Linked DNA regions of Homo sapiens: region 1 is linked to region 2. A link is an interaction called in ENCODE POLR2A ChIA-PET data of the cell type or tissue named here. Cell type or tissue: GM12878. All regions are shown on one strand. Each heading gives the region's core, and the rest is flanking DNA. Links, peaks and the distances in the headings are about the cores only. Region 1 has its middle 12 kb from the start of ISX. Region 2 overlaps LINC01399 (long intergenic non-protein coding RNA 1399).

Region 1 (12,720 bases), core at 3,946-8,945, 77 kb before region 2:
GGGAAGCTGACCCAGCCAGGAAGGACAGAAAAAGTCACCCAGATGATGCACTGACTGTCACAGGACAAGAAGTCACTTGAGTAGACTTGGTGCAGAGAAATAAACAGAGGCAGAGAGTGGATAGTGATAGCTTGTTTGCCAGGCTGAAAGGTTCGGGTTCTCCTTGTCCACATTTGAGTACACTTACACACACACGTCACAAACACACATGCACGTGTGTCAGAGGCAATTTCTTCTTTGCCTCTGCTGAAGTCCCTCAGCATTCGGCAGTCTGTGTTTAGAACTTCCCCATGGATCAAAGATTCTGTGTTTACATTTTATCCATGACTCCTATCTGTTGGGGCAGGAGTATGTTGCCTCCACGACAGCTAAAGTTTTCTGTTACACCCGTGTGCCTGGATCACAGTCTGACAGGAAAGCACTGGCTAGGCAGGAAGGATACCTCAGTCCCAGTCCCCTCTATACCCCTTACTTGTTTAAGATGATTAATGTCTTGTTCCATTCTTAGTATTTATTTGCACCACTGCCTCATCCTGGAAAAGGCTTGAAGAGGTTGATTTGAATACATGCAACACAGCCCATCTTTTAAAGGAAGGAATAAAGAAACCAGGGTGAGGAAAAGGAAGAGGGAGGCAGCAAGATGCCCCAGCATATTCTAAGATCCAGGAAGCCAGATGAATTTTTATTTATTTTTTTTGAGACCGGGTCTCACTCTGTTGCCCAGGCTGGAGTGCAGTGGCACAGTCTCGGCTCACTGCAACCTCTGCCTCCTGGGTTCAAACAATTCTCATGCTCAGCCTCCTGAGTAGCTGGGATTACAGGTGCGTGCCACCTTGCCTGGCTAATTTTTGTATTTTTTTAAATAGAGACAGGGTTTCACCATGTTGGCCAGTCTGGTCTCAAACTCCCGTCCTCAAGCAATCTACCCACCTAGGCCCCCCAAAATGCTGGGATTACAGACGTGAGCCACCATGTCTAGCTGGCCAGATGAATTTTTCAGCTTAGTTTCTGGTAGCCATGGGGGTTGGAGGGAACAGAAACACAGCCACCTACAAGCCGTCAGGATGACAGTGATTCTAAAAGACAGAAAATGGCCCAGTTGCTCCTGGAAGTGGGCTCTCCCTGGCGTGGTAGTCTGAGGAGAATTTAACCATGGACCCTCACAAAAGGAACATCATGAGAGCCTCCTCAAGATCTTATTCACCTTCTAAAAGGAATTCTCGGAGTGCTTTTCTCTCCAGCTAATTAGAGATACGACGTGGAGAGCAAACAGTTTGAAGTTGTAGTCTATAGCAAGCACCGGCCTGTCACACAGATATTCCATGTTACCAGCCGAGGGATGATCCAAGTGTGTTAATCAATTAATAGACCAACCTCTGCCCAAAGAGAGGCCGAAGGGATACCTGTGGAGATCCGGTGAGAATACCTGTGTGAATACCCATGGGGATACCAGTGAAAAAACCCATGAGAATACCTCTGTGAATACCAATGAGAATACCTGTGGGGATGCCTGTGAGAATGCCTTTGGGAATGCCTATGGAAATGCCTGTAGAAATACGTTTGGAAAGACCTATGGGAATACCTCTGGAAATACCTGTAGGAATGCCTGTGGAAATATCTGTGAGAAAGCCTGTGGGGATACCAGTGAGAATACCTGTGGGGATACTTGTGGGAAAGCCTGTAGAAGTACCTTTGGAAATACCTATGGGAATACCTATGGAAATATCTGTAGGAATACCTGTGGAAATATCAGTGGGGATACCTCAGAGAATGCCTGTGAAAATGCCTGTGAGAATCCCTGCGAGAATACCTGAGAGAATACCTGTGTGAATACCAGTAAGAATACCTGTGGGAATACCTGTGGGGATACTTGTGGGAAAGCCTATAGAAATACCTTTGGAAATACCTACAGGAATACCTATGGAAATATCTGTGGGAATGCCTATGGGAATGCGTGTGGGAATGCCTGTTGGGATACCTGTGGGAATGCCTGTATAAATACCGGTGAGAATCCCTGTGGGAATACTTGAGAGAATCCCTGTGTGAATACCAGTAAGAATACCTGTGGGGATGCCTGTGGGAATACTTGAGAGAATGCCTGTGTGAATACCAGTGAGAATACCTGTGTGAATACCAGTAAGAATACCTGTGGGAATACTTGTGCGGATACTTGTGGGAAAGCCTGCAGAAATACCTTTGGAAATACCTATGGGAATACCTATGGAAATATCTGTAAGAATACCTGTGGAAATATCGGTGGGAATGCCTGTGAGAATACCTGTGCGATCACCAGTGAGAATACCTGTGAGAATCCCTGTGGGAATACTTGAGAGAATACCTGTGTGAATACCAGTGAGTATACCTGTGAGAATACCTGTGGGATACTTGTGGGAAAGCCTATAGAAATACCTTTGGAAATACCTATGGGAATACCTATGGAAATAGCTGTAGGAATATCTGTGGAAATATCTGTGGGAATGCCTGTGAGAATACCTGTGCGATTACCAGTGAGAATACCTGTGTGAATACCAGTGAGAATGCCTGTGGGGATACCTGAGAGAATGCTTGTGAGAATGCCCGTGTGATTACCAGTGAGAATACCTATGAGAATGCATGTGGGGATACCAGTGAGAATACCTGTGAGAATGCCTGTGGGGATACTTGTGGGAAAGCCTATAGAAATACCTTTGGAAATACCTATGGGAATACCTATGGAAATATCTGTAGGAATACCTGTGGAAATACCTGTGGGAATGCCAGTGAGAATACCTGTGTGAATACCAGTGAGAATGCCTGTGGGGATACCTGTGAGAATGCCTGTAGGAATACCTGAGAGAATGCCTGTGAGAATGCCCGTGTGGTTACCAGTGAGAATATCTGTGAGAATGCCTGTGGGGATACCTGTGAGAATGCCTGTAGGAATACCTGAGAGAATGCCTGTGAGAATGCCTGTGTGATTACCCGTGAGAATACTTATGAGAATGCATGTGGGGATACCAGTGAGAATACCTGTGAGAATGCCTGTGGGGATACCTGAGAGAATGCTTGTGAGAATGCCCGTGGGATTACCCGTGAGTATACCTACGAGAATGCATGTGGGGATACCAGTGAGAATACCTGTGAGAATGCCTGTGAGAACCCCTGTGGGGATACCTGTGAGAATACCATGGGAATGCCCGTGGCAATACCTATGGGATGCCTGTGGAAAGCTGTTTTCCTAGAGAAGATGGCTATGGATCTGCTCCCACACAAGAAAAAAATGTCCTAGCCGATCAAGCTAAGCCATGATCATTTTAGCTTCAATGTTTTTCAAAGTACCTTTTACTAATCTCCCAAGAAGGACTTAGAAAATTCCTAATACTGCACCCATAAGATGCCTAATGTTAAGCAAATATAACCTCCTGGTGAGTCCCTCGAATGGCTTAGTGGGAAAATGGAACCCTAAGTGACTAAACGAGTGAATGCAATTCACAGGTTGTTGAATAAAAGCCAACTCAATGTTGGAGGACATCTGCCAAAAATGACAATTGGGGGGTGGGAGTAGCTCATCCTGAGCCACTTTTTTCTGACAGTAATGAGGCTATTCCTGGTTCATGACAATAAAACCATGTCATCTGCATAGAAAAGACTTGTAACTTTCTGTTCGCTATAGCAAACAGTAATGCATTCAGCTCATCCAAAAATCTTTCAAGTCATAAAATACCCGTTAAAGGAAGCAGGGACGGAAGTACATCGCTCTTGTGCTGTAGTTGGAATTGCTATTTGGCTCATCAGGACACTATTTCTGCCGACCTGGCCCTCATGCTGTGTTGAGGTGCAAGTTCTACATAAGCACCTGTGGCAGGGTGGGGATTCATAATGAGCTCCTGTAGTTTAGCCCATAATTGGTTTCTCTCCACATAATTAGTTTCTCTCCACTGAGTCGAAGGCCAAAATCAGTCATTGCTATTGTAATTCTTACATCGTGCCTGACAAATTTTTGCACAAGTGGCATAAAAAGGTCAATAATGTGGGATAAATGTGTTGAAAAACCCAGGGGCTCCTCATACAAAATATAAGCTTGAGAAATGCAACTTTCAATTCATAAGAGGGAAGTTGGCAGATAGTTTAGCTGGAATGTGAAGTAAACCAATGGGTCTATCATTTGGAGAAAAATAGAAGGTGATCCTTTTACAAAGTAGGATAATCTGCCATTTGGATCCATCCAGACAAGAGGCACATATGGAGTTCAGGAGAGGAAACAAACTTGGCCATTGCACACTTGAAACGTGGCAAATCCAAAGTGAGGTGTGCTGTAAGTGTAAAATACACAGGAGTTCAAATAGAAAGAAAATATGCAAAACAACTCATTCATAATGATTTTATCATCATTATCATAATTTTATGTTGATCACCTGTTGAGATGATAATGTTTGAATATTTGGGGTAAATAGAATACTATATATTATTAAAATCAATGCCATCTTTTTTTACTTTTTTATTATGCCCACTAGAGAATTTGAAATTACTTTCATGCATTATGGTAACCACTTTCAAGATGATCCCCAGTGATCTCTTCCTCCTGGTCTTCACAGCCTTGTGTAGTCCCTCCCACATTGCCTCAGAGGTATCAGGGTTGGCCTGCATGACACATAGAATACTTCTGAAGTGATGACATGGGTGATGGTCCATTGTATGTGTCAGCTTGACTGGGCTAAGGAATACCCAGAAAACTGGCAAAACATTATTTCTGAGTATGTCTTTGAGGGTGTTTCCAGAAGAGGTTAGCATTTGAATCAGTAGACTAAGTAAAGAAGATGGCCTTCACCAATGAGGGCAGGCATCATCCAATCCATTGAGTGCCCAAATAAACCAAAAAGATAAAGGAATGGCAAACTTGTTCTCTCTCTCTCTCTCTCTCTCTCTCTCTCTCTCTGTCCCTCTCTCTCTCTCTCCCTCTCCCCACCCCCACCCCCCATCCCTTTCCCTCCCTCCCTCCTTAAGATGGAATATCCATCTTCTCCTGCCCTTCCTTGGATATCGGAGCTCCTGGTTCTTGTGTCTTCAGATTCTGGGACTTACCCCAGTACCCCATCCACCATCCCCATCCCCAGTCAGTTCTCAGGTGTCAGCTTCAAACCTGGACTGAATTATTCTGCTGCCAGCTTTCCTGATTCTCCAGCTTGCAGATGGCAGAGATCATGGGACTTCTTGGCCTCCCTAATCACATGAGCCAACTCCCATAATAACTCTCCCCTTATAAACATATATCTTATTGGTTCTGTTTCTCCAGGGAACCTTAACTAATACAGTATGTCACTCCACTATTAGACTACAAAAGACTGCAACTGCTGTCTGTCTCGCTTGCTCACTCTCTCTCTCTTCATTTATTCCAGGAGAAGTTAAATGCAATGCTATGAGCAGCCCTATAGAGAGGCCTATGTGGCGAGGTCTGAGTCTCTATCCACAGCCATGTTAGGGAAACTTCTTGGAAGCAGATTCACTGGCCCCAGTCCAGTCTCTGGTAATCACAGCCCAGCCTACATCCTGACAAAAACCTCGGGCAGGATCTTGAGTTGGAACCACCTAGATAAGCTGCTCCTGGATTCCTGATCCTCAGAAACGGTGTGAATAATTAAGCCCTGGGTAATTTATCACAGAGTCACAGGTAAGTAATTCACATGCATTATATTTCTACTGAGCAGCATTGATCTCAAGCTAAAAACAAACAAAAAAAAACAGCAAGCCTCTAGAGCAGACATTCTTAACCGTAGCTGCACATTAGAATCACCTAGAGAACTTTCTTTAAATTACTGCCGCTGGGGAACCACCCCAAACCAACTGAATCAGGAGGACTCCAGGGGGAGAGACCTGGCACTGGTATTTTTTTTAAGTTACCCAGGTGATATTAATGTGCAGCCAGGGTTGGGGTCACGCTCTAAGGAAACACTTCTCAAATGTCACAGTACTTAATTCCACGTATCACCTAGGGCTTTGCCACTCAATGGGTGCAGGCAAATTACCTGGCCGCTTGTTAGAAATGCCAGGTCTAACCAAACAAGCGTACAGAATCAGAGTCTGCACTTTCAATAAGACTCTGGAAAATTTCAATGCACATTGAAGTTTCAGAAGCAGGGATTTAGGGTATCACTTTGAAACTGGACCTCAGAAATCTCACCCTCCAAATTCCTGCTAAGGGTAACCATCCCCAGAATATGTTCTCCCTGAAAGATGTATTAGCTTGAAGTTGTGTGTGAGCTCTCTCCCCAAAGGATTCTGACATAATTAGTGTGGGTGGGGCCCAGCCACAGAGAATTTATGGGGGTTTGTGTGGTTTTTCTTGAGACATGGTCTCACTCTGTCACCCAGGCTGGAGTACAGTGGCACAATCATGGCTCACTGCAGCCTCAACTTCCCGAACTCAACCATCCTCCTGCCTCAACCTCCCCAGTAGTTAGGACCACAGAAGCGTGCCACCATGCCTGGCTGATTTTTCTCTATTTTTTTGTAGAAATGGGGTCTCACTATGTTGCTTAGGCTGCTCTTGAACTCCTGGGCTCAAGTGATCCTCCCACTTTGGCCTCCCAAAGTGCTGGGATTATAGGGATGAGCCACTGTGCCCAGCTTTGTGAACATTTTCCCTGGGTGATTCTAAGCTGCAGAATCACCTAGCTGGGGCCTTGGAAGCCACCATCCTGAGTGAGCATAAGACAGGACTGAGCCCTCCATCAGTCCTTTCTCTGGGTCTCTCATCTCGCCACTACAAGTCTAAGTCAAGAGATTAAACATGAACTCTACAAGCCAACTGTCCCATCTAGGACTTTTCTGAAGAAACAGCCATTTCTTCCAACTCTAGAGAAGAAAAACTTGCCACCTGGGACTTCCCCAGAGCCAATGCACACATCTCAGTAAGGTACTTACCTAAGGGACTTCCTGGAGTACTGTAATTCTAACGTTCATAACCTTGAGTCACATCCTTGAAAATGAATCCCCAACAAGATGCAATATGACTATATAGCAAGATTTAAGTTTTATATTGATTATTGTGCCACTTCCAAACCAAACCCCTTTTCACACAGCTAACAGTGGCCGCAGTTTAAGAATTGTTTTACTTCTTTATTCATTTGTTTTGGGTTTTTTTCTGACATTATTTATCAAACCAAGAATGAAGGACAAAATCCACAGCTACTCAAATTAAAATGAACTAAAAGCCAGTTTTAATTTTCCGACAACCCCATCAACAGTGGTAATGGAGTGTACCCAAGGTGTCTCTCAGCATTTCAAGAGTTTCTCAAAAAAGCAATTTTCAGCAATTTGCAAGTTCCATTCCCCTTTTCTCAACAGCCCCATCTTTTGAGATGCAACCATGAATTAATAGCCTTAAGCATGGCAATACCAAGGGTTAAGATGGGAGACATATTATCACTCTGTCTGTGGGTGAAAATCACCATCCTAAATTTAGTAATAAATAAGAAAGGCTAACTGTAATACAATTTACAGCACTGACTCCTTCAAACTACTTACCATAGTTTGTAACTATTTTATCACTTCTCTATTTGTTTATCATTAGTGTCCTCTCTGATCTATGACCACATCAGGAGCCATGTCGGTCTGGTTCAATATATCTCTCCTACTTAGTGTAGTGTCTGACACATAGTAGGCACCAAAAGAATGTTTGCTGAATGAAGGGTTGAGCGGATAATTTCCCCAGATTCATGCCATGTGCTAATGCTTAGTGCTTTATAAATCCATTGGTGAAAGTTTGTCTACTCAGCTTGACACATCTGTTCATAAGGAGATGATCTATGGTAAATTAGTTCTACTCCAGAGCAGTTTAAATGGGACCCTGAAAATCCTACGCCAACCCTGACATTCTGTTCTTCAGACATTATTATGACTAACTTGAAATATGTGATATAAATGGAGGCTTTTAACCATCATACACAACTCAAGGTCCAAGCAGCCTGAACATAACCACCCAGAGGGATGTGAGTCCACTTTGAGTCAAGTCCAGACTCTCTGGTTGCTAAACCCTGAAAGGGTTTTGTTCTATGTTCTATGTTGTGCTCTGAGCATTGTAACTCTCTCCAGGATCTGCCCAGCCTGCAGGGAGGAACCAGATCTCTTTCCCAAGCAAGGGGGCTTAGAACTCGGCAGGCTTCAAATGTTCTCAACAAAATCTGGGGTGAAAAAGAATCAGTCAAACATGAGCTCAGAATGACAGACTAAAGTATCTTGGTTTCCCTAGGAAGCCATGTCAAATGCAGATCTCAAGGGCAAATAAATAATACAAGGACTAAGGGTCCACTGAGAACTACTGATGCTCTCACCAGATCATCCCCATGATAGGCTATCTTCCTTTCATTGTCCCTGATCCTTCAGCACATATGACCTAGCCCTCTTCTGCTCAGGAAGACAGTATCACATAATCTCAGATACACACAGAGGGTCAGTCCCTGGAAAAAATGTTCTAGAGGGAAGTAGTAGAGAGTAGTAACCCTACAGGCCTCAAATCTCTCAACAACCAACCCAGTGAGATCTTCACAGAGATGTTTCTTTGAAAGCTCTTTCTTAAAACTTAGGACGGAAAAATAATTCAGAAAAGAGTTGTGGAGTGGTGGAAACAACTTGAGATTGGGCGATAGAAAGATTGGGTTAAAGCTGGGACTCTGCCTCCTGCTAGGAGATAATGGAGAGACTTTGAGTGAGTCACTTGCCTCAGTGGGCTTCAGTTTCTTTAACTGTGCAACAGGGATTATAACTCCCACTTCCAATGGAAGCTGTGTGTCAAATGCCATAATACAATGGGCTTAGGACATAGCCCAACTGTAAACAAATGTGAAGGCATGCTGTAGGATAAACAAAGGGCAGACACTCAAGAAGGGTCAAATGCCAAAATACAACGTGCTTAGGACATAGTCCAATTGTAAACAAATGTGAAGGCATGCTGTAGGATAAACAGAGGGCAGACACTCAAGAAGCGGCTTTCCCTTCCTTCTCTTCTTCCTTTCTACCTTCTCCCATGAACTGCAGGAGGTAATTAGTCCATGTCTCCCATTGCTCAGGAAGTGCTAATGCCCCATACATGCAGTCACATGCCTTTTCTGGCACCATCTTCTGACAAGAAAAACCATTTTGTCTGTCACACGCACCTTGAAGCAGATACCATTGGTCACACCCCCCAAACAGCAATTACCTGTCTTCTTCTGGCTGACAAACCCCAATTTTTCCCAGGAACTAAGCTCCAGAGAGTGGTAAGGAAAGCTGTCCCACTGCATAGTCCAAGGGAGCAAATGCTGAGTAATTCAACTTGTAATGGTAATTGCATTATATCTGCCAGCAACTGGTTTAAGTGGGGACATGTGACACAATCCTGGCCAATGGGAAATAAAGGGAACTTGTTAGAAGACTTCTAGGAAAGGTTTTTCTCTATGATAAAAACAGTGAGAACAAAATGAATAAAATACTTAGGAATACAGCTAACCATGGAGGTGAAAGATCTCTACAATGAGAATTTAAAAACACTGCTTAAAAAAATGAGAGATAACACAAACAAATGAAAAACAGTTCATGCTCATGGATAGGAAGAATCAATATTATTAAAATGGCCATACTACCCAAAGCAATTTACAGATTCAATGCTATTTCTATCAAACTACCAATGACATTCTTCACAGCATTAGAAAAAAACTATTTTAAAATTCATATGGAATCAAAAGAGAGCTCAAATAGCCAAGGCAATTCTAAGCAAAAATAACAAAGCTGGAGGCATCACACTACCCAACTTTAAACTATACTACAAGGCTACAGTTGCCAAAACAGCATGGTACTGGTACAAATACAGACCCACAGACCAATGGAATAGAATAGAGAGCCTAGAAATAAAACTGTACTCCTAGAGCCATCTGATCTTCAACAAAGCCAACAAAACAGGCAGTGGGTAAAGGACTTCCTATTCAATAAATGGTGTTACGGGATCCTTGGGGTGTCACTTTGCCAGCTGGAAACCACTGGGCCCACTTGTCCTGGCAGGTTGTGCTAAGTTTGCACTACTGGCCTAGATCCCATGCTTGCCAAGGACAAGTGGAGTGGTGAGGGCTGTGTGAGCAAGTAAGCATGGGTTGTGTCCCATGTGCACAGCCAGGCACACTGGCTGTGGCAAGGCAAGCAGCTCTAGGTGCTGGCATGGGTGCCAGCTCCTTGTAAGGCTGTGGCTGGACCAGGTGTCCCACAAGCAGCTTTCACAGCTGGCACTGGGGAATGTGGTGGCACCCAGAAGCTTGGAGACACCAGGAACCTCAGAGCCCCAAAGAGGGTGTCACAGCCCTGGCTCAGGGAGCATCTAGGTCCAGGCTCCCCAAATGTCCACAGCTCTTCTCTCCTCGTCACCTGCAACGTGATGAGCAAGGGGCGTGTTTCAGCCCATTTGTGTTACAGTTCTTTCAGCCCTGCCATTCAGCAGGTCCAGAGTTCTTGTCCCATGCCCAGAAAGAATGAGGTATGTGCAAAGTGGAGGGTGAGCAATGCAAAAAGGAGATTTACTGAGCAATAGAGTAGCTCAGAGGAGACTTGCAGTGGGTAGCTCCTCTCTGCAGCCAGGATGTTCTGATGACTGTTCAGCTGTCAGCAGAGAGGAGACCCTGGAGTGGATAGCTCCTCTCTAAAGCTGGTTGTCCCATCATCTCAGCTCTCAGCAGAGAGGAGACCTTGGGGTGGGTAGCTCCTCTTTGCAGCTGGTTGTCCCATCTTCTCTCTAAATCTGGCCGAGTCTGGGGTTTTTATGAGCTTCAAAGGGAAGGAAGTACGTGCTGATTGGTCCATGGGTGGGCCCAGAAAAAGCACAAGTTCCCACTCTGGTTCATAGGGCTGGCAGCCCAGCCCCTAGGCTTCAGGGCTTCCTCAGCTTGAAGGTGAGGCTTCACCAGAGACCCGTCCCTTTCTGCTCAGAAGCCTGTCTGCCTCCTGCTGCTGTTCATGACACTCATGCTGTTGGTGCTGAGGGGTGCCTGCAGGCCAGCACTGAGCTACCCTCAGACCCTCCTCGGCTTCCCTCCCATGCTCATTAGCACCCAAAATCTAGAGCAGGCCAAGGCGGCAGGGGGCTGGCATGTCAGCACTGTCCCCAGCATGCACATACCCAGCCAGGTTGTGACAGCACCCTGGCTTGTCCTCAACTTTTCTCCGAGATTAGAGCAGGCACCAGGAACAGGGAGAGGCCAGGCAGTGGAAGCAGGCATTTTCAAACCTGCAGAGCAGGTGCTGGGGGCGGAGAGAGGCCAGGTAGTGGGAGCAGACATTTCTGAGCCTGCAGGGGCAGGGGGACCTGAGAATGCAGAGATGCCTGGGTCCACAGCCGCAGTTTGGGTGGCTGAAGCTGTGCCTGGGAAGGTGCCTGCTACTACCTCCCAAAAGCACAGGGACGCCTGGGTCTTCAGCTGGAGCTGTGTGGCCACAGCTGTGTCCAGGGAATGCGAAGCTCCCACCCTGCCAACTCCGAAAGGGGAGGGTCTGCTGCCTGTTCCCAATCCCACTGGCTCCATGGAGTGCACAGCCCTGGCTGCACCTCTCCCACTGCAGCCGGCATCATGGCAGTGGTCACTCTAGACAGGCCACCACTGCCATCACTGGGATAACTGATTAGCTATATGTAGAAGATTGAAACTGGACCCTTTCCTTACACCATATACAAAAATCAACTTAAGATGGATTAAAGATTTAAATGTAAAGCCTAAAACTATAAAAACCCTGGAAGATAACCTAGGAAATACCATTCTGTACATAACCCCTGCCAAAGATTTCATGACAAAGACACCAATAGCAATTGCAAGGAAAACAAAAATTAACAAATAGGACCTAATTCAACTCAAGTGCTTCTACACAGTAAAAGAGGCTATCAACAGAGTAAACAGAAAATCTACAGAATTGAAGAAAATATTTGCAAACTATACATCTCACAAAGGTCTAATATCCAGAACCTATAAGGAATTTAAACAAATTAATAAGCAAAAAACAAACAACCCCATTAAAAAATGGGCAAAGGACATGAACAGACACGTTTCAAAAGAAGACATACGCATGGTCAACAAACATATAAAAAATGCTCAACATCACTAATTGTTAGAGAAATGCAAATCAAAACCACAATAAGATACCATCTCACACCAGTCAGAATGGCCATTATAAAAAAAAAGTAAAAAAAATAACAGATGCTGGCAAGGCTGCCGAGAAAAGGGAATGCTTATACACAGCTGGTGGGAATGTAAATTAGTTCAGCCATTGTGGAGAGCAGTTTGGAGATTTCTCAGAGAACTTAAAACAGAAGTAACATTCAATCCGGCAATCCTATTATTGGGTATAGATCCAAAGGAATATAAATCATTCTACCATGAAGACGCATGCACACATATGTTCATCACAGTACTATTCACAACAGCAGCATCAAGTAATCTACCTAAATGCCCATCAACAGTAAACTGGATAAAGAGAAGATGGTGCATACACAGCATGGAATACTATGCAGCCATAAAAAAGGAAGACGATCATGTCCTTTGGCAGCAACATGGATAGAGCTGAAGGCCACAATCCTAAGCAATGTAACACAGGAACAGAAAACCTAATATCTCATGTTCTCACTTATGAGAGGGAGCTAAACACTGAGCACACATGGACACAAAGAAGGGAACAACAGACACCAGGGCCTGCTTGAGAGTGGAGGGTAGGAGGAGGGAGAGGATGGAAAAA
Region 2 (12,720 bases), core at 3,258-8,257:
CACAGCCACAAGACTCCTGTGATCATCAGAGGTCTCAGAGGAAATGAATGGGACCCTAAAATTCAGAACGAGGACAGTTAGGTAAACTAGCCTGAGAATGTTGGACCCCACATGCTGTGAACATATCAGGCCGATAGAAACATCCTCTTCCAGCTGGGCATGGTAGTTCATGCCTGTAATCCCAGCACTTTGGGAGGCCGAGGCGGGTGGATCACCTGAGGTCAGGAGTTCAAGACCAGCCTGGCCAACATGGTGAAACCCCGTCTCTACTAAAAATACAAAAATTAGCTAAGAGTGGTGGCACGTGCCTGTAATCCCAGCTACTCAGGAGGCTGAGGCAGGAGAACCACTTGAACTCGGGAGGCAGAGGTTGCAGTGAGCCGAGATTGCACCATTGCACTCCAGCCTGGGCGACAGAGCAAGACTCTGTCTCAAACAAAAAAAAAAAGAAAAAAGAAAAAGAAAAGAAAAGAAAAAAGAAAGAAACATCCTCCTCCCCTCTACAGAGCAGTGCTATGTTTCCTTGCTTAGAGAGCCTGCAGAGAGTGAGGCTGGTATCTCACAAATTCATGCTTGTCCTCCTCAAGATCTACCCCTACAGTCCCTCATTACTTTCAGGATGATAAACAGAATAAAGTCTAGGTACAACGCAAGCAGTAACACACAAATGCAGCTCTGGGTTGGGGTAGTTTTCACACTGAAGGAGTTGCAAGACCCAGCCAAAAAGACTCTCACGGGTTAGGGTAGAAGTATTGACACAAGGACACTCAATTGTGACCTGTTTTAACAAGGATACTGGGGGCCATCCTAACACTCTGTTGGGACAGCTCCTTGTAGCTGGAGCACGGTGATTTATTTGTTGAAGTTTTTTTGTTTGTTATGTTTTGTTTTGTTTTTGAGATAGAGTCTCACTCTGTCACCCAGGCTGGAGTGCAGTGTTGTGATCTCGGCTCACCGCAACCTCCGCCTCTCAGGCTCAAGCAATTCTGCCTCAGCCTCCCGAGTAGCTGGGATTACAGGTGCACACCACTACCGCCCAGCTAATTTTTGTACTTTTAGTAGAGTCGGGGTTTCATCATGTTGGCCAGGTGGTCTTGAACTCCTGACCTCAAATGATCCACCTGCTTCAGCCTCCCAAAGTATAATTAGATGAAGTGAAGATGCTAGAACTGCTCTGGCACAATATTGAGAAAGGGACCAGAAGGCTTAGGGAGGCAGGGCAGCTAGCTATATTTATTATGTGAGATGGGCAAACCCACCCTCCACAGAGGCAATAAGCCACATGCTGTTGGGAGGGAGGCAGGCCAGGGTGTAGGGAAAGCAAACCAGCATCTCTGAGAAGCCTGGGGCAGCCACCTCTGCAGGCGTCAGTTCCAAAATGTCATCTGGAGGATTGCTTTCAAGGGACACTTTCAGTTCCCGATGTTTATCCTGGATTCCCCCAAAAGTTTATGTGGATAGTTTATTTGGGAATGTGATCCCAGAATGAAGGCGTGAGGATCGGGGGAATAAAAACAGGAAAGAAGGGGAGCTAATACCATGACCTCTTATCCTTTTGATAAGAGTGGTAGATGTTGCCAGGGAACTGGTATGTCCAGTGTTGGTGGACATGGTGAATTCCAGTCAAATGGCAGCTGTTCATCTTCAGTGGCCAAGTGGATGAATTTACTGAGATAGCAAGGTTGAGTGGCAACGAGGGGGTTCCCTCATTATCCTTTGACCCAGGCTCTCCTTTGGGGGAAACCCAGATTTATCTGGCTGGGAACATTATCTAATTTTAGTATCACTGAATCCCACTAAGCTGAGATAGCCCCTGTCCTTTTTACAGGTGAGGAAACCGAAACTCTGAGAGGTCGCCTAAGTGGGGGGGATGAAAACCAGCGCTCTGACCACATCCTGGCCTTCGTCACCATGGGATTCCGAGGGACAAGCCCAGGGGAGTTGCAGCATCCTCTGTCTACCCTATGTACGTGACCCCCCTTTGCGGTTTTTAAACCCCACTGCTTGCTGACAGATTTGTCACCTGTTATAAGGGCAGAATCCATTATTATTATCAATAGTAGTGATGGATACTTAAATAATAAATGCACTAATCTCATTAAGCCACTTATTTAATTAATCTATTTTAATTCATGTAATTAGTTAATATGATAATGCTTCCTTTCATCCAAAGACAGCCTGCAGGCTCTCCAAGCATGGTGTATTATGATTAATGGATTTTCACATGTTGAGAAGGAAGGAGTTTGGGGAAATGCTCAAAGTCAGAGTTGCCTGGTGGGGGTCGCTTAGCCCATGGAGAAGCCCACTGCTCTCTATCTGATGACTGCTCTCCCGCCCACAGGCACTAAGCTCTCACTAGCTTTCTTGACTTTGCACTTACCTGGAAAGTCCTCTCCTTTTCTCCCTGTGTAGCAATACCACCCATCCTTCAAGACTCAGCTTAGGAGTCACCTCCAGCAGGAAGCCACCTGACCTTTCCCAGCTGGATTAGACAGCTCTCCTGAGATACTCTGTGTAGCACATGTCAGAACTATGGAATGTCCCCTGCTTAAAAACAAATGCTTTGAGAGAAAGGGCTGGGCTGTGACTACAGCATCAGCAACCACAAACACAGCAACCACCATCATTCATTGAGCATCTATTCTGCACCAAGCATCTTCCCAAGCACATTGCAAAGATAGTCTCTTTCCGTCTTCACCCAACATCAAACTGGGAATTGTTTCCTCATTTCTTTTGGAATAAGGAAACAGAAACTTCAAGCAGTTAGATAACTTGCCCAGAGCCACCCACCAGAACCAGGATTCAAACTCAGGTTCAGATGGTCCCAAAGCCTGAATCCTTAACTACCATGCCAGACGTCTTACTTGTCTTTGCAGCCTCCACCCCTAGCACAGGGCCTTACTCAATACTTGTATAATGAATGAATGCCCCAAATGCTTTCTTAACAAATTTGGATCTCATAGTGAGAGAAACAAGAAGACCTTGTGGCTGAAAGGGGAGTGATCATCAGCTTAGAGGAATTCCGTTATTATGTTGATCTTTCATGGTAATGTTTAAGGACATTAAAATTTTCAATACCGTTGATGGAATTACATTTTACTCTAAGGTCTAAAACCACAAACAAACAAAAATAGTAATTCCATTAGTGGCTGAAAATGGTAATAATCCTGGTGAGTATGAATTTTATTGCTATAGCAACTGGAAAGCCCAGAAATGATAAATAAAAAGTTCTTACATGCTGTGAGGAGTACATTTTTGTTGCCAATACTCCATCAAACATTTTAATTCCATTAGTAGTTAAAAATTGTAATAATACCCTTGACAATAATTTTTATTGTTATACCTGTAAAACACAAAGATAAGAAATAATTTTGTCAACTGGAACATGGTGATCATAACTCAGTGGTATTAGTGAGAAGCCTGTGATTCAGTTTCAGTGTGACTAGCATCTCGATTTGGAGCCTTAACACCTGAAAATGTGACTCAAAAGCTATTTCAAACTTAAGCCATTTCCCTCTTTCATTTCTAGTGTTCTCATGGCAAAGAAAGAACGCACTCAGAAGTAGGTTGACAGTGGCTCTGCCACTATCTTGTGACCTACCCTGGCTCTCAGTCTTCTAATCTGTTAAATGGGACCACATAGGCTCTGTTTTAGTTTAGTCTAATACCTGGGGATACAGTCATGTATTATGTAGATGGTGACCCTGACCACACGGAGCTTATGGTTTTGGGGGAAGATCGATATTATTTATTATCAGCAGCATTGAAGGGAGTGATTTTCAGGAGCTCACCCAGAGGCCACCAAGAAGCTCCTCCACCTGCGACCCTGATGTAGGTGACTCTCAAGAAGCTCCCCTGGAAGCTTCCAGGCTCAAGCCTGTACACCTCCCCGGCTGCTATGCCTCTGGAGAGCAAAACCTTCTTCCTCTTCCATGGCTTATACTTCTCATGAGCACTTCCATTGGCCGACTCTACCCCAGAACAATCTTAGGAAGGGCATTCTAGGAAGGCTTCTCAGAGGAAGTAACATTTAACTTAAAAACCAAAGGATGAGGGGAGGCCGAGGCGGGCGGATCACAGGGTCAGGAGATCGAGACCATCCTCGCTAACACGGTGAAATCCCATCTCTACTAAAAATACAAAACAAAATTAGCTGGGCATGGTGGCAGGCACCTGTAGTCCCAGCTACTCAGGAGGCTGAGGCAGGAGAATGGCATGGACCCGGGAGGTGGAGCTTGCAGCGAGCCGAGATAGCGCCACTGCACTCCAGCCTGGGCAACAGAGCGAGACTCCATCTCAAAAAAAAATAAAAAACAAAGAATGAGTAACACTTGGTCAGGGGAAAAGAATAGAGAGGAGCTGGGAAGGGAGAGGAGAAGGAAAAATAATCCCAGGTAGTGGGAACAGCATGTGCAAAGTAGAGCTTTGCTGTCACTAGCCACCTCTGGGGATCTCCCGCAGCTCAGTGAAATTCCCCACTGGTGGACTGGGAGTAGGGTAGGGGATGGCACAGCGGTTTCTCAAATGTGGTGATGGAGTTTACTCCACCAGTTTCATCAAGTGCTATCATCAGTAGATTTCATCATGGTGCTTATAATTTTTTTTTTTTTTTTTGAGACAGAGTCTCTGTCGCCCAGGCTGGAGTGCAGTGACGCAACCTCGGCTCACTGCAACATCTGCCTCCCAGGTTCAAGCGATTCTCGTGCCTCAGCCTCCCAAGTAGCTATGATTACAGACGTGAGCCACCACGCCCAGCTAATTTTTGTATTCTTAGTAGAGATGGGTTTTCGCCATGTTGGCCAGGCTGGTCTCGAACTCCTGACCTCAGGTGACCCACCCGCCTCAACCTCCCAAAGTGCTGGGATTACAAGCGTGAGCCACCGCACCCGGCCGCTTATACTTTTTTATGAAAAGTTCGCCATGAATATTGCATCTCTGAGTGAACAGAATGGTGACTCACGTTTTGCAACGTATATTTCTCATCTAATTTATTTTTGACAGTCCTGTCATATTTTTGACAATTAAATAACTTTTCCCTCTCCTTGGGATTTAAGGTCATGCAGCCTCCACGACTCCTCCCACCTATATTGCCTCAATATTCTCCCATATCAGCTAGCTCGTGATTATAAAAATATTTAGAAGAAAGAATAAACAGAACTAGGTCTTTAGGGGTGGTGTGGAGAGGGAGAACAAGGAGATCATGGGTTCAGTTTTGAATATGTGGATTTTGTGATACACTGGAGACATCCAAGTAGGGATGACAAAGGACAATTTATATATTGGTCTGGAACCCAGCAGAGAGAGCAGATATAAATTCTGAAGACAGGGAATGCAGGTGGCAACTGAAAGCATGGCGGCAGATGAGAAGGTAGTGAGGAAGAGCAGAGGAGGCAGGATGGAGCTTTGAGGAAAATCAACATTCAGTGCCTGGTAAAGGATGCTCAACCATAATGGAGAAGACAGAGGACAAGAATCCAGAGAACTAGTAGCTGAGCCAGGATACTTTGTATCAAGTAAGTCAAGTGGGAGCTGATTCAAGGAGATAGGTCTGAAAGTGTCCAGGACTTTAGCAACGTGGAGAATGTCCATGATGCCCTCCCTGAGAGCTGTTTGTTGGAGACAATGGGGAAGAATCCAAATAGGGGTGGGTTGAGGAGGGAGAGGATGGGGAGAAGGAACAGGGACCAAAAGTACAGGCAACCTTTGAAGAAGTGTGGCAGCCAAGGGGAGGGGGCAGGCAAAGGCAGCCACAAGGGAGCGTGGGGCCAAGGTTGTTGTGATGGTGGTTGTGTTTCAAAACACAGGTAGAATTTAAGCATATTTTAAAGATCCAAGACTGCAAAATGCAGGGTGAGGGGAAAGGCAACTAAAGCAAGGCCAAGCTAAGGCAGGTCCATGGGGAGTGCGGGGAGGGGGCGGTGGCAAAACTTAAGGAGACGCTCATTCCTTAAACGGCAGGGCCAGCGTTTGCCCAATCCTGAGAGCACATGCCTCCTTAATTTTACATCCTAGAAGCCTGACTGGCTTCACCCTGGCCAGAGCCCAGAACTGAGATCTTAGAGTCCTTGAGGTGACAGCTCCAGAGCACAAGGGTGACTCTCAGAGTGTTACCCTTTTCCAAAAAAAAAAAAAAAAAAAAAAAAGCTTGACAAGGAAAGTTATAATCAAACTTGCAGGACTTGAAAGAACTCTAGAGGCCACCTCCTTCTGTGGCTTTTCAGGATGTCTTTAGCTGTGAACACTTCCTTTAATCTCATGTGGAGGCCCAATAAGTAAAACAGGAAATGCAGATGGCTCTAGTGGAAGCTGGGAGCCAGAAGCCTTGAGCTCTGGTCAGGTCCACAGAAAGCTTAAGCTGCACGGATCACAGTTTGCAAGTCTCTGGGCTGGTTCAAGATTTCCACGTATTCATTTGTGAATTCATTCCAGCTTTCAGTGCAGCCTCTGAGGCTGTGGGGGAGGCTCAGCAAAGGGAAGCCCGATAACACCCTTGCATCTGCAGAATCATCTCAGTTTCATGGGTGGACTTTGCTTCTACTAACCTGACACATTTAAATTAAATTTTTTTATCTCTGCCCTGCCTTGTTCCCCAAAGGATTTAAGGTAGTGTACCAAGATATACGTGAGACACAAGATAAAGCACCTAATGACATAGACAAGGAGATAGCAAAATAAGCAAAGGGAAGTTAAAGGAAGAGAGGCTTAGATCTGGGATTTGCTCAGAGTCCCAGCCACTTACTGCAAAGTGGTCGCAGATTTGACTCTAAGCTTTCTAACAATAAAGCAAACAATGCTTCTAGCAGATGAAGGCCAGATAATTGAGGATTCATCTGCCCATTAAAAAACAACACCATCAAGAAGATTTGAGTTAGAGCCACAAAAATAGAATTTGATTTGCAGAATTTTAATTTACTCCTGACATTCTAAGAGTGTTCCCAAGGTGTAAAGAAAGGTATTCTGTCATAGACCAGATGTTGACAAGTCAAAGCTACCTTGTGTTAAAAGAGCTAGTTAGTCTCAAAAAAAAAAAAAAAAAAAGAGCTAGTTAGTGCCTACTAACTCCTCTCTTCCAGAATGTTCTGGGTCCTTGAGATATGAGTGTGGAGGCCATGACAAGAACAGAAAGTGCAGTTCAAGACAGTTGTTCCTGGGGTGCCGAGAGACTGGGGGTCTGTGGGTGACAGGAGCACCTTGCCGACTCTAAAGTCTCAGCTAACCTTTTTCTGACTCCAGGAATTCACCCAGGAGCGTTGGCTCTTAATACAGTCTCCTATGTCCACTTTCTCCTATGAAGCAATATTTTCCGCTGTATTTATTCATGAATTATTTTATTCATCAAACATTTATTAATGTCTACCATATGTCATTTATTTTCACATCCGTTATCTCACTCAATCCTCAGACAACCTTGTGGGGAAAGTATTCATGATTCTTCCCATTTTATAGATGGGAAAGTTGAGGCTTAAAGAAGTTAAAGTAACTAATCCAAGGTTTCACAGCTAGTAAGTGGTAGAGCTTAGTTTTGAGCCAAATATCCTGACCCCCAGCCTGGTGCCTTTTGCATTGTGTCATGGAACCACCTGAACTGAACACATCAAGGCTGAGGATCAGAGATTGCTAGTGGCTCCCAACCCAGCTGATATCCAGGAACCAGGAAAACCAAACCAGGGGACCAAGAGGCTTGTTGGAATGAAAGGGAAGTCTGCTGTCTTGAGACGGTGGGATCAGAATCGGTATCCTTGTATGCAAAATTCAAGCAATTATCTCTCCTTGGCAGGTTTGCTATTGTTTAGAGCCACCACGTACATGTGTGCAGGTCGTGCACTGCACAACTCTAGAGGGTATCATTCATAGCAGCAGCAGCATGGATTTGTATTTTACTATTACGGTCTTCAAGCAGGTAGCAAGAAAGAGTACCAATGAGTAGGCATCTTTTCCTAATTTGCACATAGATGCCCAGTGTCAGCAGGAGTGCTGGTGTGTGCCTCACAGGTGTGTGTTTAGTGACTGGCACAGAGAAAGCCCTTGATAAAGGCTAGTTTCCCATATCTCCTTCTGTAATATGAGAACCATCAAACTTGCTCAGCCTGCCTTACAATGCAGTTCTGAAGATCAAAATAAAATAATAGAATGAAAGTGTTTTCACAGACGCACCGGGCCACTGTTGAGTACAAGTATAAGGAATTAATGGTTTGGCTAAGGAAGTCGAGGGGAGGCTCTGGCACCAAGGCACCGAGACACCAAGGCTAGGTCCCAGTCCACTCAGGGAACAGGTTATGTGCTTCCCATGGAGTCCGCTGCCAGCTTGGGCTTCTGCAGTCGAGTTGGGGGCAGGGCCCCTATGCCAAGCAGAGGGAGCTCTGACGCTCACTGGCAGAGGAGACAGGGAGAAGCAGAGGCTTCCTGGACCCTCATGTCAAAGCAGTTTGCGGGAGAAAGGAAGAGAAGGGGAAGCATAATATCCACCGAGCAGGCAGCGGGAGATGCAAAAAGCAGACAGAGACTGAAAGAGAAATGAGAGGGAGAGGGGTGAGGAAAGAGAGCAAGGGAGAGGCTGAGAGGGATGGAGCAGGGCAGCCAGAAAACAGAGAGTGAGAGCAGGATGAGATGGAGACAAGGGAGGAGGAAGGAGAGAGAGGCGACCTGAGAAAGACCCAGGAAAGAGGTGAGCGAATGTGCGTGTGTGTGCATGTGTGTGTGCCTGCGTGTGTGTGCGCGTGTGCGCAGGTGGGGGTGAGGAGGAAAGGAGAGGAAAGAGGAGGGGAGAGGAGGGCCCTGAAGGAAAGGGGAGGGAAAAGGAGAGACTGGAGTTCAAATCCCAGCTCTTCTCTTCGCTGTCTCTGGAAGGTCCCTTAACATTCCTAGTTTGTTTCCTCAACCACGAAGTGTGGATAATAATCTTTACTTCTCCCTGCCCTCCCTCCACCCTCCCCAGTCCCACCCACTCCTTGGACTGCTGCAGGCACCAGGAGATGACAGATGTCAGTCTTTGGAGTTTGGCTGATGGAGGGAATGCCGGTATATTCCTGAGAAGCGTGAGTTTTTCTACTCAGCCTGGTGGGCTTTGTGCGGCCCCTTGCTTTGGCTGGGCTCGGGGAAGTCGCAGTGCCTGTTATAGGGCCTGGCAAGAGGACCATCAAGATGAGGGCTTTGTCTGGATCTAGGAGAGCTAGATTTCTTTCACCGCTTCCTTTCACCAAATGGAAAAGCCAGTTTTGGGATGTTTTCTCACAACTACCCTGAAACTCTCAGACAGCTCTCAGGTGCCTTCCCTATGTGGGCTCCCCCACACCAGGGTTTTGGGACTCAGGAGTGGTTGACAAGGAGGTAACTGTAGAATAGAAGCCTTAGAAATCAGATGGAGGTGGCTGGCATTTCTCCTCTCTTTTCTCAGTGTGAAGAGGCCATAAAACAATTAGAGCTCCATGTTGTTCTCCCAACAGAGCAGGGCGGGTGTCTCTGCCTTGTTAGTGTAATCAGCACCGTGATAAGGGTTCCCCTGCAACTGTAGGAGAAGATAGGCTGCCCCATAAACCTGGGTCACCAGCAGGGCACGGGGGTGAAAAGGTAAAGGGAGGAGCCGTGGCACCTCATGCTGTCCCAGGGAAAGCCTCCAGCTGGAATTCTGACCTGATAGGGGAGGGCCGCAGGCCCCTCAGCCTGAGTACCTTCTTCCACCGTGGCGCTTGTCCCAGACTTGGGGAAGGTGCCTGGCGGGTAGGCATCAGAGGTTAACCCACTTCTCACCAACAGCCAGGGTTGACTGTAAGTCTGGAGGCACAGGGACAGGCAGACCATTTGTCATTGAACCATTTCTGTTCTGAGCCTCTGCCACCCTGCCCCTCCCCCAGGGCCAACTAGACCACCATTACCTTCCCCCGCCCCCCTTCATTCAGCCTCAGGAGCCACAGGGGGGCTCTAGGACTCTGCTCTAGCTATCGCCTGCATCAGCCCTGCTTGGACAGTGCCCAGGTCCTGCTGGTGGTTAAATATTCTGAATGCCTCCCCTGCCAACAACCCTGATTTCCTGAGCGTGAAGATCTTAGAGGAGAATGGCTCCATCTGTATTTGAAAGCAGGAGGCCAGGTAGAGGACAGAAGAAGGAATAGCCCTTTCGCCTGCCCCAGGGGAGTGACTGTGCCTTTCATCAAATGCTTTCTTTCATTTAATCCTAACCGCAGGGAAGTGGCACTGCTCTTTGAGAGTAACAAGAAAGAGAAAGTAATTTACCAAATTTCCTTCTCTGTGTCTTAAGAAGAGACTTTGGCAAACTGAGGGTGAAGGGTGAAAGCCCTAACTCTCAGGCACCCTGAGAAGGAAAGGAACTCCAGATTGAACATCAGGGCCTGGTCACAGCCTAGATGTTGTTACCATTTGGATAGGGTTCCAGAGACCGGCGGGCAAGCGCTGAGGCCAAAACCCTTTGAGGGTGAGATGCAAACAGGGTCGGGAGGCCAGTGAGTTGACAGTTTCTCTTCATGACTCAAGATGTGTCCTTGGCTGTGACTTCCACCTCCTGGTTGTCAATATCCTCATCTATAAAATGAGAGGCTTGGATTTAATAATACAAATTCTATCTCCTCCTTCTCTGATTCTATGATTCTCATCCAACCACTTATCCACTGGATGGAAGGAATGTCTGTGAAGGAGGCAAAAGAGGAGGTGATTCTATCTGGCTGCAAGAAGGCCCAGTGTGTCTTGAAGAGCACAGGATTAGGAGACAGACCTGGACAGGGCTGCCATGTATGTTTGTTGAAGTTCCACACTGCACAACGGTGCTCGGCTGAGGGGGCCAGGGGGGTTGCAATACAGCCTGGGCTCTGCTCAGCAAGCTGTGCACGCTGGTGTGGGGTTTCATCCACCTGAGGAAATGCACCGTCTTCTAATGTGTGCAAATGTGCCACATAGGCTAGTGGCAATTCTGACCTTAGGAGAAGATGCAGAAACCAATAGGGAGAGGGAGCTCATTAAATCCAAGGTTTGAGACTTTTTAGCTCTGTGACCTCAGCTGATTTAAAGAATCTGAACTTCGCTGGGCGAAGTGGCTCATGCCTGTAATCCCAGGACTTTGGGAGGCCGAGGCGGGTGGATCGCCTGAAATCAGGAGTTTGAGACCAGCCTGACCAACATGGTGAAACCCCATCTCTACTAAAAATACAAAATTAGTCGGGCGTGGTGGTGGACACCTGTAATCTCAGCTACTTGGGAGACTGAGGCAGGAGAATCACTTGAACCCAGGAGGCAAAGGTTGCAGTGAGCCAAGACTGCACCATTGCACTCCAGCCTGGGCAAAAAGAGCGAAATTCTGTCTCAAAAAAAAAAAAAAAAAAAGAACCTGAACTTCAGTGTTGTGATAAAAACTGGGTTTGTTGTCATTTCCTGGCAGAAATGATGTGAGGCTGAGCCCAGAAAATAAATCTCCAGCATGAAGCACAGAACCTGAACCATAACAGGTACTCAGTTGAAAGAGTTTTCTTCCCGCCTCCTCCCTACCTGGGTTTCTCTTGGGAAAATGTTCATCAGTGTTTTGGCATTGGAAATGGCTTCCTTTGCCTGGAAATTCGGCCCTGAGAGTCCATCTGCTGGTGGGAGCCTCCCCTTACCACCTGCCCTCACCTCTCAATGGTATTGCCCTAGCATTCCATTTCCATCTTAGAATGCTCACCAGGGTAAGACGTGAAGCCTCCCTACAGCAAGAAAGTCGAGACCAGGAAGAAGTCTGGTGAAGGTGTCACACAATAATTGTGGGATTGGATTTTCATTTTTGCATGTGAACCCAAGCACTTTCAACAGGTAACGCCCTCTCTCTAGTGGTTTCTGCATCTTCTCTCCCCTCTCACCACTTGAGAAACAAAGAAACTAAAAGGTGTGCATGGATCGTGAATGTTCAAGCTGGAAGGCCTCAGAGAGGTCATCTGGTTCCATCTATCCACCAAGGACGCTTTAAAGCATCATCAGGCATTATCCAATTATCACACTCTCTTGAACTCACCCGCTGACTGTTTCCCACTGTGCTGAGCACAAGTTGCTAACAGCTTTCTCAGTGGGCATAATTACCCAATTTTAGGGCTGGAGCGGCACTGAAAGGTGCCAATGGGGATTCACTTAGCGGTACTGTCCCCAGCTACACTCTCCCGCTGTGTTCCAGGTTACTCATTCTTGATCAAGTCTTGCCTTCAAGACTTTACCACCACAGTACTTTTTGCCTCTTAGAATTTAAAGAATAGGAATAACTTCTAGAAAAATCTGAAACAGTGCTTTGTATACACTGGGCCCTGCTCCCAAGCCTTCAGTGGCTCTCTATTGCCCACAGAATTAATCCCAGTTCATTTAACTGGCCCTTTGTTCTATATTATGGAAAAACAGAAACAAATGGCACTTGGTTTATCCTCTTAAGGAGTCCAAGTTCTACTGAGAGTGATGGGTACAAGTAAGTCAGGAATGAATAAGACAGCAACCACAATAATTGCTGCCAGTGGACATGGAGGATGGAGGAACGGCATGTGTGTGGGGACTTGTGGGCCTTTGACGGTGGAAAGTATTTATTCATTTTACAGGCAGAGCATGAGACCAGAGAGGAAAAATGAGTTATCTCAGGTTGCACAGTGAGACAGAGGCAGAGCCAGAACTAGAACCCAGGACTCCTGGGTTCTCTTTGTTCTGTTTCAGTGTTTCTTTTATATGGTTCTTAATTGTTGAGTTCCCTCCTTTCTAGAGCAC

Evidence for each region. ChIA-PET counts read pairs that join two places held together with the same protein. Peaks named below come from ENCODE experiments on the same cell type or tissue, not always from the same donor. Only the 100,000 strongest peaks of a DNase experiment are listed, where the experiment ranks them.
Region 1: POLR2A ChIA-PET joins it to region 2 with 10 read pairs; 3 of 35 experiments call an interaction of 5 or more read pairs at or near these places.

The regions. Positions count from the first base shown.
Region 1 is chr22:35,047,356-35,060,075 of GRCh38, forward strand. No RefSeq gene overlaps it. Among named protein-coding and RNA genes, the nearest start is that of ISX, 12 kb to the right of the region's middle. In GM12878, for the core only: no CTCF peak of the experiment used is centred there; a DNase peak (open chromatin) is centred at 6,897; H3K27ac peaks cover 2,708 bases.
Region 2 is chr22:35,125,314-35,138,033 of GRCh38, forward strand. All of the region lies in intron 4 of LINC01399 (long intergenic non-protein coding RNA 1399), which reads right to left. Among named protein-coding and RNA genes, the nearest start is that of ISX, 66 kb to the left of the region's middle. RefSeq lists enhancers at 1,596-1,645, 1,686-1,745, 1,756-2,015, 6,014-6,183, 9,823-10,359. In GM12878, for the core only: no CTCF peak of the experiment used is centred there; a DNase peak (open chromatin) is centred at 3,508; H3K27ac peaks cover 4,147 bases.